Regions from separate parts of the Mus musculus genome. Here region 2 is linked to region 1. Evidence: chromatin loops called from intact Hi-C (ENCODE). Cell type or tissue: left cerebral cortex. All regions are shown on one strand. Links, peaks and the distances in the headings refer to the core of each region. The heading gives the core; the rest is flanking DNA.

What was found. Hi-C counts contacts between places; a loop is a spot of excess contacts. Peaks named below come from ENCODE experiments on the same cell type or tissue, not always from the same donor. Only the 100,000 strongest peaks of a DNase experiment are listed, where the experiment ranks them.
Region 2: it touches region 1 in a loop (5-fold over the local background); 16 of 42 quality-filtered maps call a loop at or near these places.

Annotation. Positions count from the first base shown.
Region 1 is chr5:112,423,621-112,431,681 of GRCm38, forward strand. It overlaps Sez6l (seizure related 6 homolog like), which reads right to left. Exons shown (of 17, transcript NM_001253916.1): 13 at 4,756-4,950; 14 at 3,106-3,138; 15 at 1,994-2,105; 16 at 1,003-1,105. Among named protein-coding and RNA genes, the nearest start is that of Gm6588, 22 kb to the right of the region's middle. In left cerebral cortex, for the core only: CTCF peaks have their summits at 3,862 (motif pointing left) and 5,561 (motif pointing left); DNase peaks (open chromatin) are centred at 2,142, 3,875 and 5,533.
Region 2 is chr5:112,338,416-112,346,476 of GRCm38, forward strand. It overlaps Srrd (SRR1 domain containing), which reads right to left and starts at 4,625. Exons shown (of 7, transcript NM_001359388.1): 1 at 4,460-4,625; 2 at 2,681-2,721; 3 at 1,482-1,708; 4 at 1,304-1,402; 5 at 1-57. The coding sequence starts at 4,608. Hps4 (HPS4, biogenesis of lysosomal organelles complex 3 subunit 2) reads left to right here and starts at 4,680. Exons shown (of 14, transcript NM_001359853.1): 1 at 4,680-4,748; 2 at 5,629-6,633. The coding sequence starts at 6,593. In left cerebral cortex, for the core only: a CTCF peak has its summit at 4,486; DNase peaks (open chromatin) are centred at 4,644, 5,029, 5,903 and 6,331; H3K4me3 peaks cover 2,090 bases; H3K27ac peaks cover 2,783 bases.

The DNA.
Region 1 (8,061 bases), core at 1,371-6,370:
GCCATGTCTACACCTCAGCTTCATTAACTCTTTCCACCCACCTCAAGGGTCCCCAACCACCATGCAGCAACGGGACCTGATAGCTTTCCGTGGTCCTTCAGGATGATAACTAATCATAACTATGGGCCAGTGTGATTGAGGCTCAGGATTTCAAGTCAAGCATGAACAGCCTTGTCCGAGCCACTTTCATCTCTCTGGCCCTCCATGTCCTCTTGAGTCACAGAGAAGAGTCCCAGGGTCATGTGGCACATCACACACCATTGTTGGTGCTGTGTGCTCTGCCAAGCTATTCCGCTCACAGGATTGTGTGTGATTGTACCTGTAGCAGCTTTATAACCACAACTGCAGTTCCTGGCGATGCTGGAAGCTTCTGAGGGAGCTGAAAGGGTCCCGCTGCCTAGTGTGGACATAGCCAACCTCTGCAGCCCTCTGCAGTGAGCCTGCAGCCAGGCTGAGCCACCTGCAGTGCACAAGCCTGGTACATCCAATGCTGGCTGGCTGGACAAAGCTGGAAGAGTGGGGAGCTCCTGCTGTTGCCACCTGAACATGTTCCCATTGCTCATCCTAGTCACAGAAGGACTTCGAATGCAAGCCGCGGGAGGGCAGCAACCCACCCTTCATCCCTCGCTTAACTCCTGATGCACCCAGAGGCTCCAAAGAGTGAGTGACCTGGCCACCCAGGTTCATGGAAGAGTGCTTTGTGAGGTTTTCCTGACAGGGAGGTCAAGAGGTTCTCCTCCCCCTTCCCCTCTCCCCTCCCCTTCTCCCTCTCTCATCACCTGCTTGATCTGCATCATCTCCTGATGTCCAAAGGAGCCTGCACAGCAAGGTGCAGAAAGAGCCACACTGCTTTTAAGGAGTGGAGCTCAGCTAGACACAAGAGCTGCCCCTGGAAGCTCCAAGCTGGGTTCTAATCACTGATGGCTTGTCCGGGCACTCTGCTCATTCCGGGATTAGGGAGGGCAAGGGGAAGCCCTCCAGGAGGGCAGTAGGACCACTTACCCCAGTCTCGTAGATGGGATTGTCGAACTCAGTCTCCACGGTGATCTGACTGTAGGGGTGGGAGTACATGAGGGGTAGGCGGAGGCTGGAGTATTGTCGGCACCTGCAGGAAAAACAACAGTGATGGAGCTGCACCCCTACCCTGATGCCCCAGGGCTCTGTGAAGGGCATGGGGTGGGTAGACACAGCCCTGAGCTGGTGGGGTCCCACTGAGGGACCTGCAAGTGCTCTTCACCCATGATCCCATAGGGCTGCAGCAAGCTAGCCTTGCCCTCCTTCTCTCTCTCCCTCTCCCCTCCCCCCTCTCTTTGACTTGTGAAGTACTTTATGTGTCTTTCTAACACCGGCCAGTGTCTCCCTGGATGGCACCCCACCACACGCTGTGCTGTGAAAGGCAGGGGTGAGGTCTACAAGGGCCACCCACACACCATTCTGCCAGCCTCCCACATCACTCACTACCACTTTAAAGCCCGCTCAGAAGTGTTACTCAGCGTGGTCTCTTCTACCCACTCCACCGGAGCATGCAACCTCTGCTCCAGGGTTCTTCTGTTTATCGACTATCGGTCCTTGATTTCCTCCTGTGCTTCGGAGATCAGCTACTTTTCCTCACTGGAGTCTGCTTTGCTCACTGCGATGTTCCCAGAGCCCAGAGGCTTCTGGCACATGGCGGTGGCTCTGAAATCGTGAGGAAGATGTGTGTGTGTGTGTGTGTGTGTGTGTGTGTGTGTGTGTGTGTGTGTGACTGTTCTAGACGTGGCTTTTTGTCCTTTGAAGGCAACTTCTGTGACCTTCAGCACCTGGGATCAAGCCCTGGGACACCCCTTACATTTGCTAAGTGAACAGAGGGATGACTGTCCCCAAAAAGTCACCAAGACGCCTTCTGATTCTGACCACAGCCTCTCACGAGGCACACGAGGCCACTGTACCCAAGCGTCAGGCAGAGATGCTGAGGCCCCAGAGGTGAGGTTCACAACGGCACAACCCAGCCTACCTCGTGACGTAGATGTAGGCTCCTCCCAGTAGCAAGGAGATGAGAAGGACCGGAATGAAGATGGCCAGCGCCATGTTCCCACCTTCCAGTGAGGACTCTGCTGCCGCTTCTGCTACTGAGCACACAAGCCACTGAGCTTCTAGTCTCCCATGAGCCCCACCCCCACGGGGAACCTGGCTCTCAAGTGAGTGCCCCTCCCCAGCTGATATCCCACAGCCTTAGACACAGAAGAGCCGTGGAGGAAACAGAGCAGAAGCTGGGTTGTACCCTCGGCTGTGGTGACCCTTTGGTCGCTGAGAACCAATTCGAACCCTGTTCATGCTAAACCCATAGGAAAGCAGAAATCTGGTTAAAAATTCAATCCAGGGAGTCACTTGGACAAAGTTCTACAATCATCTTGCCTCGTTCTCTGGCCACTTCTGTGAATGGCTTGCACCAGGCTGGGGCCCATTCTAGAGCTCGCTTGTGAGATGTGCCCAGGGGTGGCTCGGGGCAGTGTGGACAGCTCTACTGCCCAGCTTCCTGCTGCCCCCAATGCATGTGGCAACTGCAGAGATCCTGGTGGATATTCTGGGGCCTGGGAGCCTTTTCCTAGCAGAGTTGGGATCCTCCTCTCTCACATTGGTTCTAGAAAGCTTGAGCTCCTCTGCAGCCCTCTCTGGCCATGTCTCACAAAGCTCAGCCATCCTCCCATCTGTAACACATTAGCCACTACCTACATGGGTGAAAATGTGGCCTGTGAGCCACAATCAGCCCCTCCTCCCATAAACTGCCTCCACTGGGAATCTTGTCATGGCAAGGAGACATGTGACTAAGATGTGAACGGAAGGAAGGAGTCTCAAAAACGAGAGAATCCTGGCTAGCTGTTGTCACCTGTCCATAGGAACAAGCCACATCCAGGAGGAGAGGCGACTGTGCCAGGGAGCAAAGCCCGAGGTTGTGAGCTGCCTCACATGGGTGCTGGAAACAAAACTGGTCCTCTGCAGAGCAGTGGACTCTCTTAACCGTCTATCTCTCTCTCCAGCCCTAGTAGCTATGTCCGGAGGCCCCGGGAAAACCTATCAACACAGCTGCCTGATGTGCTAGAACTTACAAGATAGAGGAAGACTCACCTTCCAATGCATGTTCAAAACTGTCTTGGTTAACTGAAACAGAAAACAGGAAGCAGTGTCAACTCAGAGGAAGTTCACTGTTTGCACAGACAGGGGGTCGATGGTCCCCAGGAGTGTGGGGTGAGCATGGGGCCAATGGTGTCTTGCAAGGCAGTTCCCCACAGTACCTCCTGCGATGTTGAGAGGAAGGAGATGGGCAAGCATCCGCAGTGTCATGGACTGTGATGGCACATGACACACATTCTGTATCTCGCCAAGAGCCCGTGCATTCCCACCCACTTCTTGCCAATCTCCTACACAGTGATGGTTCATTATCATTATTTTAAAGGAGAGCGAATGGGTTCAGAGAAGTGCAGTGAGACCTCAAAGGTCACACAGTGTCTAAGCTGGGAACTTGGGATTCCAACCTGCGGCACTAGTCTCTCTCGCAGCTCTTAAGGTTTTGTTTTGCGTTTTCAAGACAGCCTCTTGTGCTGGCCTGAACGTTCATCGACAGCCTCTCAATTGCTGTTCTGGTGGGTGTAAGACACCACCTCTAACTATGTAATATCTTCACGGAGTCTTTTATATATTTTTTCCAAGGATGTGTGACTCAAGACCCTGATACTGACTGTATTACATTCACCTCCCATAGTTATTGGCTGGGATCAGTAGTCTATATAAATTATTTTCATAAACTCGTATTTTTTTTTATAACCCTGAAGTTCAAGGTGCTGGGGATGATAATCTATCACCAAAGCCACCTGGTGGCCAAGCACTGAACTGCACCCACCAGGGCACTCCTGGATGCAGAGTGTAGAAGCAAGTGAAGGCTTAAGTGGAAAACTGCACTGAGAGCGGCCAGGCTGTGCAGGGCATTGCATGCATCCTCTGTCAGGCCCCAGGACTCCTGATTAGATTCTGACTAATTGAAGTCACCATTGAGCAGTGATGCCCTCTGCTGAGAAGCTAGCTGGCTTCTCGGCTTCAGAATTAGTGCCCAGATTTATAGGTTGATGTTGTTTCAGAGGGGGCCATGGCTGGGCTTCAGTGGCTCTGTAAGAGCTGGCATGCTCTCTTTGTCCCACTGAGGGATGGCCCTGATGCATTAGCAGGCGGCATGCATCCCCCAGAGGTGCAGAGTCGTGCCTTGAACTCCACAACCCTGAACCAAACAGACTTCTTCATAAAGTATCCATTCTCAGGTATTTTGTTACAGTAACAAAAAGGGATCAAGAATTGGTGAGGTGGCGCACACCTGCAATCCCAGCACTGAGGAGGTAGAAGCAGGAGGATGGGAGTTCAAGGCCAGCCTTGGTTACAAAGGAAGTTCAAGGCTACATGATACCCTGTCTCAAGAAACAAATATATGAACAAATGAAGAAACCAGACTGGCTAGGCGTAGTGGTGCACACCTTTAATCCCAGCACTCGGGAGGCAGAAGCAGGCGGATTTCTGAGTTCGAGGCCAGCCTGGTCTACAAAGTGAGTTCCAGGACAGCCAGGGCTACACAGAGAAACCCTGTCTCGAAAAAAAGAGAAAAGAAATGAAACCAGACTGGACAGGCACCCACTGGATTTGTATTCTGTGACCCCCTCCTCTCCCCAGAGCAAGCTCTCAGTTTCCCCTGGAGATAGCCCTCACCCTGGCTCCTTGGGTCTCTTTCTTTACCTTTACAGATGGGCAGGGGCCCACTCCAATGGGACGGCTGTCCCAGAATGCACCGGATGGTCACTTCGCCCATGAGCTCAAAGCCCTCGTAGCACATGAAGGTGAGGGACTCTCCGGGCAGGTACAGCCGCTTGTACAGGATCTGGTACCCGTTCTCAGGCAGTCCTGGGTTGTCACACGCCAGGGACTCCTCAGCTGAAATGAAGCCAGACATGGCTCTGAGATAGTCCCAGGCTCTGGGTGACATAGCCCCACCCGGCGGCATCCTCTCTCTAGAACCCCACCCTGTGCCCAGATGGTTCCCGCTCTGTCTCCCATCTCTGGATACAGATGACACGTGGGTACCACAGAGCGAATAGGGTTGTAGAATCTGGGCAAAATTAAATAAAATCTAGGTTCTATCATTTGTTAGCTGTGCCATCTCTAGAAAGTATTAGACCTTTTCTGGTCTTCAGTTTTTCTCCCTAGCAAATGCGAATATGGCTGCAGGACTCCACAAGGGCTTGGGTGTAAGAGACGGAGAATGTCTTCGCCCCTTGGAGGGCGCTCAGTAAGGGAGGGATGGTGGTAGCGATGGATTATCGATTAAAAAGACGGTCCACTCCTCCAGAGCTCTTCTGGTGTGTTCCGATCTAGCCTTGTCACGCACTTCTCCAGGAATCCTTCCCCGACGCCATCTGCCACGAACTGTCTAGTGTTTCCTCCCTCCCTCCAGCAGTGCCCACGCAGTAAAACCCGTTATCCGGGTCAATTGTCTGTGAAGCCAAAAAGCCAAGGGGCTGCAACCAATAGGCTCACGCTTCCCCCTGATGGCTGCGCTCGGGTACTGCAGACGCCAAGTACGGGCAGAGGCCGATTTAAAGGTGGGTGAGCCATTTGCCAGGAAGCAAACCCCTCAGACATGTACAAGATTTTAAACTGTGGCAAAATCCTCATAAAGTTTACCGACTAGCTGTGAACAGCCGACCTCTAGGACTCGGTGCCCCATGCTGGGGCCACTAGCGTTAAGGCCCATCTCCCCTCCTCCAGTTTCCGGACTCGGTGAACTCGAGGAAGGTAAAGAAAGATGTGACTGTACTCTGGGAGAACTGCTTATTTCCTCTCACACCAGATCCTCAAGGCTCCTGCCTTGTATCATAAGCATCTCTGCTTTCTTGTTTGTTTGTTTGTTTGTTTTGACGCGGGGTTTCTCTGTGTAGCCCTTGACTGTCCCGGAACTCACTCCATAGACCAGGCTGGACTGGAACGCAGAGATCTGCCTGCCTCTGCTTCCTGAGTGCTAGGATTAACGACGTGTGCTTCCCTGGGCCTGGCTAGGGCTGGACTTCTGTTTTTTAAGGCTGAATAGTATTCCGTGGATGAGCAGACCATGATGCCCTGTGTCCAAATTTCACATGTTAGATTAATGTAAACAGTATTGATGTCACCGTGGGGGTGCAAATCCTGCTGAGTCCCACTTCTGGTTCTTTGGGGTAGACACCTAGAAAAACCACCACCGGGTCCCAGAGCAGACCCTGTTTTGATTTTTGAGGGCCTGTATACAGTCTTGAACGTCGGTACCATCTGTTTCCCTGCTGGTTCCCCACGCTTATTCCTACTAACGATGTGCACAGGTTCTGGCATCTCCCTATTACATAGAGCTCCACCTGTGGGCCCTCACGCTGGTTTGAGAATAGCGGTGGCTTTTGGCGTCCCCTCCTATGCCAGCTAGTTCAGAAGAGCTTTGTCATCAGCTTTAGGCATACCCAGGTGAACAGGAGAGAAGGGCCCGGAGGAGAGCCCGTGACCTAGGCGTCCCTGTCTTCCATCTGTTTTCCTGGTGTAACCCTGCTGGTTCAGGACTCAGGGGAAGTGGCCTGCCTAGACCCAGAGGAACTGGAGGGTTTGACAACTGCTCCCAACTGTCCCCCAGGGCCACCTCCCCTGTGACTGTGCCTGCCTACAGTAAACACCAGTGCCTTGTCAAGCAAGGGGCTCCCTCTGCCTGCCCTCTCCCCTCCTTCCCTGACCTGTCTCCTCTCTCCTTGCTTCCTCTATACCCTCTCTCTTCTCTCCTTTTCTCCCTACCCTCTCCCTCCCTTCCCTTCCCTCTCTCATCTCTCCCTCTCTGCCTGCCCTCTCCCTTCCCTCCCTTCCCTCTCTCATCTCTCCCTCTCTGCCTGCCCTCTCCCTTCCCTCCCTTCCCTCTCTCATCTCTCCCTCTCTGCCTGCCCTCTCTCCTCCCTCCCTGACCTGTCTCCTCTCTTTCTACCCTGTCTCCTCTCTCCTTGTCTCTTTTCTTCTCTCTCCCTTTCTGCATTACCACTCTCCTTTTATGGCAGACAAGCTCTGGGACCGTCCCCCGAGTATGGCCAGGCTCTTGAGACTCACTGAAGGCCTTCTTCTTCTCCCTTCCCTCCTTGTCCAGGCCCCACCACAAGGACCCCAGACTCGTGACTTACATACGGCCAGGGTCTCAAATGGTGTTGCCTCTTATTTTGTAAAATGCACCTAAGGACTCCTTGCTGACCCAGTTCTGTCCCCGGGGATTTCAATGCCCCCCCCCCCGCCCCCTTGCAAAGAAGCTTCTGAAATGTCCCCAGCAGCATGAGAGAGGTGGTGGTGTGTGTTCTCTCTGATGTCCCTCCTTCCCGGAACTCAGTCTTATACTGTGTTCATTTCAGCATTCTAGTGCCCAGCCCAGGGTTTGGTTCACAGGCAACTGTTATTCAGTCACCTAACCTATCTCGCTAACGTGCCACGATGTGCCAGCGTGCTAGAACGGGGAGTGTCGGGGTTTGAATGTGAAATGTCCCCAGCAGGCTCGTATGACTGAACACTTGTTGCCAGGCTGGGAAAGTGGTAGAACCTTTAAGAGGTGAAGCCTCCCTGGAAGGCATGTGTCTTGGAGGCGGGCCTTGGAGGTTTTATACCTCTCTCCATTTCCTGTTCACGCTCTGCTTCCTGAGTGCAGACGCAGTGTGCCCCCACCTCCGCCTCCCCCTCCCCTCGCCATGCCGGACTGAAGTGCATCGCTGTAAGCTGGAATCAACCACGTTCCTCTGGAGATTGCTTCTAGGTGTCACTTTGTCCCAACAGTTCACGGAAGTAAATAAAACAAATCTAAGCTTGCCCATCCCCCCCTCCCTGGGACTGAGGCTGGAGAGCCACAGCAGAACAAGGTGTAGATGAGGCCCCAGTGGCTCTGAGGTGTCAGGAGTCAGGGCCTGTCATGCCACAGGCTGGATCTCTGCTTCTTTGGCTAGGCTGGGGGTCAGATGGCAGTGACCTGCTGGGGCGGTGAAGCCCTATGCTTAGCTGCAGTTC
Region 2 (8,061 bases), core at 1,869-6,868, 85 kb before region 1:
CCCACAGTGTGGCATGTAGAAGACAGTGGGCTGGCCCTGGACACTGCGCTTGCCTTCCTGTGGAACCAGCAGAATGGGTGCTAAGGAGCAGAGTGCAAAGCCCAGCTCTTCTGTGGCACAGCTATATTAGTAAGTGTAAGCACGCTGGACGTCTGTAAGGGACACAAGGAACCCATGCTGACCAAAGGTATTTCGTGAGATGACTGTCCCCATGTCCTACATTCTGGGTCTTCCAGATACCCTGCTTCACTACAGATCCTTACCACAGTGGGGACATAGACACCTAATGGCTGTCTGGCCACACCTCCACTGTGTGTGCCTCTCCCTGCAGCTTCTGTCAGGCACAAGCCCATGTTGGTGTCCTATGGCTGCCTCCACAGGATCTGCCTGTGGTACTGGACACCACCTTCTGATGGCTCTCAGTGCATAGGCCAACCCTGCTACTGTACTTGGTCTCTATAAATTAAAGGTGCCCTCAGGCCTCACCTATCTGCTCTTCTCTGCATAGAGCCAGCACACAAAAGCGAGTGCTATAGGGTCTCACTATTGCTCAAAGCAGCAGGATCATGAGGCTGAGACCATCCTGGGCTACAGAGACCCTAAAAGTGGGGGGAGGGGTGGGGGGAGGGGTGAATGTATTTGCCACCTAACCAGGCCAGTCCAACCTCAGTGATTCCCAGAACTCAGACAAAACCCAGAAAGGACACACAAATACCCATTTCTGGTTTTTTGTTTTTTTTGTTTTGTTTTTTGTTTTCTTTGTTTTTTTTTGGTTTTTTTTTTTTTTTTTTTTTTTTTTTTTTTGGTTTTTTGAGACGGTTTCTCTGCAGCCCTGGCACTCACTCTGTAGACCAGGCTGGCCTTGAACTCAGAATTCGCCTGCTTCTGCCTCCCAAGTGCTGGGATTAAAGGCATGCACCACCGCGACCGGCGTGTTTCTGTTTTTATTTTTTTATGAGTTTTCCATATGCATGCCTGATGCCTGCAGGGGCCAGAAGAGGGCATCAGGTCTTCTGGAACTAGAGTTAGAGCAGACTGTGAGCCTCCACATGGGAACCTTCCACTGAAAGAGTAGTCAGTGCTTTTAACAGCTGAGCCATCTCTCCAGGCTCTCGAGAGTTTTGTAAGCCTAACACATTAATTCATGCTGCTGATTCAAGTTTCCACAGTATATAACAGTCCAAAATGGGAGTGACTACTGGGCTCTAAGAAGGCCAGCATGGCAGGGCCAGTGGGGCACCGAGTCACAGGAAGCCTGTCTGCTAGCAGAGGTGAGTGGTCTGGAAGAGATGAAAGCACCTACCTCATTCTCACTGAGGACAGTCACGCCGAGGGAGGTGAGAACGGAAACCTCAGTCTGACTGAACAGAGGGTCATAGACCCAGCAGTGACTTCTGGGGACCTGGAAGGGAAGAGGGGCACTTCAGTTCCGGGCGCACATGCACCATCTGCCAGGGGTGGGAGAGGAAGACAAAGCTCACCTGGCACTTCTCTAGAAAGAGAAGCATAAAAGCAAGCTGGATCCGAGCAGTGGGGCAGGAGGCAAAGGTCCCAAGACCGTAGCACACACACTTCACATGGGAGGCGCTTGAAGCCAAGGGCTCCTGTGACGCACTAGGCAACGATGAGCCAAGGTGCAGCCTTCCAAGGGCTTCTGTTAGGGGCTGCAGTTGCTCCAACTGTTTCCTAAGACACTCGGTGATGGTTTCTGAAAGATCGTTCCCCCAATTTTAGTCACATCCCATACTCTGCTCCCTGGAGCCAGGACTGTGAAAGAAGCCTCCACACCCGGAGTGAAGCTGCCCAAGACCTGTGTCCAGGCCACTAGAAGCCGGATCCTTAACTCTACATCTAAGAACCCAAGACTGTGTTAAAAGGTTTTCATCTAAAGCCATGTGTCTGAGGTGTTTGTGCTCTTGAATTCTGAAGACCTCTATAAAGGCAACTGAATGGCTAGGTTAAAAACCACTGCCCACATCACCTCCTGGCCTTCCTTTTAGGTTACCATCCTAAACGAAAGAACACTAAGCAAGCTGGTTTTGTTCACGGATGTGGCAAAGCCACCTTTGTACAGTTGCCGCAGGTGAGGAAAGGCTGTTCCAGAAACTTTAAAGTCCTTGTCGGGAAGAGAACCCTTAAAACCTTTTTTGATGGTAGACGCTGCCTTTCATTTAACAACCTCAAATCCCAGAGTGGGGTGGGGGTGGGGGGGTGGCTGCAGCCTACAGGTGAGGCTTAACTGAGTTATTGAAACAGGAGCCTGTGATACAGTGTAAACACTGCCTGTCCATCCCTGGATACAGTGTAAACCAGGGCCTGCTCATCCCTAAGGACCATGCTGAAGAAACCGAATTGAGAGCACCTGCAAGGGGGAAAGGTCTACACTGTAAAGGAGAAAGTGGGATCCGTATACAATCTAGCCATCTTGATGACTAATAGCACTTAGGAGAGCCATGCACTTCCCACCTTACTTAATGCTCACAACTACACTGCAGGATATACACACCACCACCTCCACTGCAGTGTTCAGTGCCAAAGACACAGCTCTGAGGAAGTCAGCACCAGAACCCACCACAAGCAAGACTGTGAAGCAAAATGTCCTTGGATGGAGAGTGTCCTTTGTCCACTTTCAGGTAGCCCCCCTTCCACTCCCACACCTCCCCTACTAACCCCTACTCACCCAGTGCCGAACTGCAGAAATCAGAGATCCGCAGGTCCTCCCTGTTGAGAAGACATGGCCTGCTCATCTCCCTTCTCTTTTGTGCCATCTTAGCCCCGACCATGAGCCAGATGCACGGGGGATGGAGGACCCTCTGATACAGAGCCAGCCCTTACTGAAAGACATTCCCATGGCCTGGATGTAGATTGCTGAGTCCTTTTATAAAAAGGACCTCCATCAAGAGGCCCTGGTTTGCCAAGGGATGGTCTGGGTGTGTTCTACTACTTTGGCATGGCAGAGATGCAGTTCAATAAATAAAGTCCTCAGACTTTCCCTTTATGATGGGAGTGTCCTCTCAAGACTGGAGAGTAGCAGGGGGAAATGAATGAGCTACTCAGCAGGAACTCAATAGCTTCCCCACTATAAATAACGGTAAAAAGAAGGTCAAAGAGGAAGTCCAAGGGTCTGGTCAGCTGGTTTCCACAGCCTAAGGCAGAACAATCAACAGTGAATTTAAGTATGCCAGAGGCAATGTTTAGGGACAAAGAGGAGAGAAACTGCCCCCAGGCGACCTACATTCTTCTAAGGAAAGAAGTGCCCGATAAATCAAAGTACTCTGTAATATTCTAAGTAGCCCTGAATCAGATTCTCTATGCTCAGGAGTGATAACCACACCCCTGGAAGGATGCTGGGAGAAGCAGGGCATTCTGGGAGATTCTGAAGCAGCTGAGGAAACAATGACTATCTGGTGTGCGCCTTGAAGAGTTCAGGTCCTAGACACCTATGTCTCACTAATCTCGAGACTTTAAGGCACTGCTTGCTTCTATCTGTCCTCTCAGCTGCACCGCCAGTAATTTATGTTCAGAGGTAACTTCTGGGTCACCAATGCTTTTTAAGTGTAACTTGCCCCCCTCATCACAGCCCTTCTGACCCATACAAAATGCTACCAACATTTCTAACTTAGCCCTGTAAGACCAAAACTAGAAAAGGCAAGAACACGGTGTAGCCTGTGTATGGTGGGCACCGTCTATGTGCCCTGTAAGAAGGTACAGACCAAGTGCTGGGGAGATGGATGTAACATAATAGAGTACATGATAATGATTAGGTGGAAGCATGGGGTTTGAAGTCACCAAGGCCTGGGCCTGAAACAATGATCTTTGTATGTCTCTCGGAGTGCCCAGGATTCCAGTGAGCCTGTGAAATACATAGGCTGCAAAAGTCTGCGCACACAGCTGCTGCTCAGTAAACCATTGATGCAAATGTTGACATCTGTGTTTGCTGCAACCTCGATTTACAATACGGATAATAACCAATGTGGTGTGTGGCCCACAGCAAAGACGGGATATCCTCCAATTCAGGGCTGCTGGGCTAGCCTAAGCTATAGTACAAGATCCCGCCTCCAAATCCAGAGCTGATGATTTATAGGGTAAAGGTTCTTGCCACCAAGCCTCACATTTGAGTTTGATTGTCCTAACCTATGCAGTGAAAGCAGAGGTCTTCTGAGCACCTTCTGACACCCTCCTCCCCCACCTCGAGCTTGGGTGCCAGGGAGTGCTCTACAGTCACATCACACAATCCTCTGAGCATCCCTACGTAATGCTTAAACCCCCATCTCAAAGGTGGCAGACAGGGACACAGGATGATAAACTGCCGCAGCCGCAGCGAATGGGAATGGCAGCTTTACTGAGAGCTTGCTACAGTGACACCGGAGGGAGAACTCAGCCTTTCCCAGCGGGTTGGCACACCCATTTCCAGGTTAGGGACACTGAGGCTGGAGTTGCCTCTCGGCGCTGCACTCACTCGGCCTCCCGCAGGCGGCGTAGCACCGCTTCGCCGTCCGCCTCCGGCTCGGCCCGGGGCCCCTCGCCCGGCCGCGGTCGCCTTCCCGCCGCGCGCTTCCTCCTCCGCGGAGCCACCGCGCTCCAGGGCTCGAGAGCCGCCGCCGCCATGCTCTGACGTCAGCAGAGTGCGCCAGAGCGGCCGCCGTGCCGCCGACGTCACAGGCTGCGTCACACCTCACGTCATCGCCAAGCCCCCACCGGCGGGAGGTGGGTCCGCGCGTGATCGCGGGGCTGCCGGGCGGGCGCAGGTATCGGGGGTTTTCCCGCGGGCGGCCAGACAGAGCCCGGGGTCCCGGTGGGCGGGCGGGCGGGCGAGCCTGATCCACGCGATCGGGCCGCAGGGTTCGGGGCTCCTGACCAGCGAGGGACTTCCCTCCGTCCCCGCGCGCACCCGCACTGTCCCCCTGCCTGTACTCTTAGGGTGTCATGGCCTCTTTAGGTCCCTTACACAATCACTGACCTCATCGGGACCTTTGAGAACTCGCTGTTAGGTCCTCCGAGCAGGCCTCAGGGAATGGGAGGGGTGGTTCCAGGAACAGAGATGCCCTGCACAGTGTGCTCGCCCTGTGTTTGCTGCAGAACGAGGTGTGTGTAGTTGAGGTGACTGATATTTAAGAGGCCTTTTCGGGTTCGTGGGGGATGCCCCTCGGGCACTTCCTTCTTCCTAAGAGAGTTTACTCGCTTTTAAGAGAGGGTCCTGCTTTGTAGCCATAGCTTGCCTGGAACTCAGCAATCTGCCTGTCTATTTCCAGTGCGCTGGGATAAAAGGCCTAAACTACCATGCCTGGCTCCCTCCCTAAGAGACTTCAACGTACTATTTCCACAGGTGGCAGATTGTGGCCAGCTTTAGAGATCCTGTCCTTGAAGGAATTAACCAGAAAAGTGGGATTAAGACTATAGTCTTAATGAAGCCAGGTGGTGGTGGCGCACACTTTTAACCCCAGCACTTGGGAGGCAGAGACAGCCTGAGTCTACAGAGTGAGTTCCAGGACAGCCAGGGCTATACAGAGAAACCCTGTCTCGAAAAAACAAACAAACAAATAAACAAAACAAAACAAAGACTATAGATGAAAATGACGGAAGGCTTGTCAAGGAAAAGGATTAAATTATTTTTGTGTTTCCTCCCAGTGTTATCCACACAGTGAAATAAGACTGTCAGAAAATTTCAGCCTCGTGGATAGTAATTTTAATGCCTGTACCACCTGTTTCTGGACAGTTCTCTTGGAGGAGCGAAGAATCAGAGTGAGGCCAAGACTCTTTTCTGGCAGAGTATTCCATGATACACTGAGTTGTCTTCCCCTCTGTCAAAGTTCTCTCTTGCACTCTGAAGGGCTGCGCACATTCTGATTAGGCTCCTGAGTGCCAGTTCCTTAATTTTGGGACCATTTGACTGGTGTGGTCCCTTACACCCAGTACCTTCTACACTCGTCGTCTGGTTTCCCTTCTGCAAAGCTATTTTCTGCTGAAAAAAAAAAAAAGGCCTTTGAAGTATCTGCTACCCGAACTCTTTTTATTCTAAAACACAAGCTCTGAAGGCTGCTTTGAAACCAAGTGTTTATTGAACCTTGTGGGTCACATGAGTGGTCACAGGTTTCTGAAAGAATTGATTCTTTGTTTTTCCTCAGAGCTGAGATACTGGTGTGTGTGTGTGTGTGTGACCTGGGAACTTTGGACCTTTTGAAGAAACTCACTGGATGGCTTTGGACTGTACACAAAGTCAGAGATCCTATCAGAAGCTGCCCTGCCCATCCAGCATGCTTCTCCTTGCTGTGGCACTCCCTGGGGGGGAGTTGGAACAGATTCCAGTGTAGACAGCCATACAGATGCTCCTGAAAGCAGCTCACAGATGGTTGAGTTAATCTAGTCCACCTCCAGTCCTCCTGGACTTGTCAGCAGTGCAGAGATACTTCTGGAAAGGAACCTGCCCCGAAGGGAAGTTGCCTTTTCATATTGATTCAAGAGTGAACAAGAGGCAGAAACCACCTGGATGGTCCACACCTGGCATCACTGAGCTGGGGACACCAGTTGGGGGACAGAGAACTGCTTCTAGGAAGAACACCAGATGAAGAGGATGAAGCCATCTGGAGAGTAAATGGCCACCACCACTCCCCCAGAGACAAAGTCAGCAGCGTGGTGAGTGTCCAGGCCTGCCTGGAGCTGCTTCCAGGATCATTTGAGTGAACCGGAAGCCTCAGCTGGCTAGTCTTACTGTTCTTAGAGCAACCTCATTAAATGTGGAAGCCATTTTTCTCCAGAGCGTATGTATTTGAACCTTGCGAGTTTAGGGCTGGATATAGCCCAGTGGTAGAGTGTTCACATATCACTCAAGAGGCCCTGGGTTTGATCCCTGGCACAGCAAAAATAAGCAAAACCCAGAACACCTTGCCAACTCCACCTCATGCACTGCAGGCAGATGACTGGGAGGGTGCCACCAGTCTTGATTGCCTGGGTGTGTCTTCTGTGTCTGTGGAGAGGCAGGAGGGCTGAAGTTGAGGTTTGGACAGTCTGGCTCTTAGGCTGTTGTGCAATGTGTGTCTCAAACTTGGGTTCCCTCACTCACCCTCTGTAGCTTCGTCCTTTTTCATAACCTGGCTCAACAAATGCTCCTGAGAGGTGACAGTGATAGGGGTGGCTTGACTAGACTCTGCAGACCTAGCAATTGATGACGTGAGCCATTCTAAATAGTGCCTGAGGTATAGTGTATGATTTCAGAGTATGGGAGGGGATTGGGGTGGCTGGTGGTCCACTGAGGGCTTTGAAAATTCACAAATGTTTTTGATCACCATGTAATGTACGGCCAATTGTACACTGAGCCTTGGGGCTTTAGCGGATGATGTTGAGATGGGTGTCTGTCAGGAGGAGAGTGAAGTGGGTTACTCTGGTCTGGTCTGTGTCCTCTCAGAGTCTGAGGGTACAACTGAAGCCCAGGCTTTGCGTAGTTTGCCTTGTGCAGACAGGTGATGACTACCTCAGAGCTAGAGTCTCCCCAAGCCAGTCCTGGCTGAGTGGTAACCCCAGAACTTGGGAGGGAGGCAGAAGCAGGAGGCAGTGCAGTTTAAGGTCAGCCTGGGATGCAGAGCGAGACCTGTCTGGGTCTTTAGCACAGTGCAGAAGGTGCTGGGAACTCAGAAGAAAGATTCCTTTACACTGAGGAACCTGGAAAAGTGGGAGGAAGCCAGGTTAAGCCACTGGTAAGGTTTGAGAGTCCGAGAGGAGTTTGGTATTTTGCTGTCTTCCTGTTATGCATGAGCACATCTGTTGCAGGCCCTCCATACACATCTGTTAAGTGAGTCCACGAGTCCTCCGAAGGGCCGCTTCCCTCCAGCATGCTCTGGAGAAGCTTGGGGGTTGACTTTGTTACCACAACCTAGAGACATGGCAGGAAAGCACAGGCCATGTGCTTGGGCCACTAGGGGTGAGGATTTCAAACAGCAGCCCTGGGTGGGTGATCTGGTTCCTGCAGGAGCGGCTGCCTCCTCCGGCAGATGGGCTGACAGCTGTGCACAGCCTGTTGTGCTGCGCTGGTCGTGGCTTTATCTGCTGCTTGTGGCTGCTGGACTC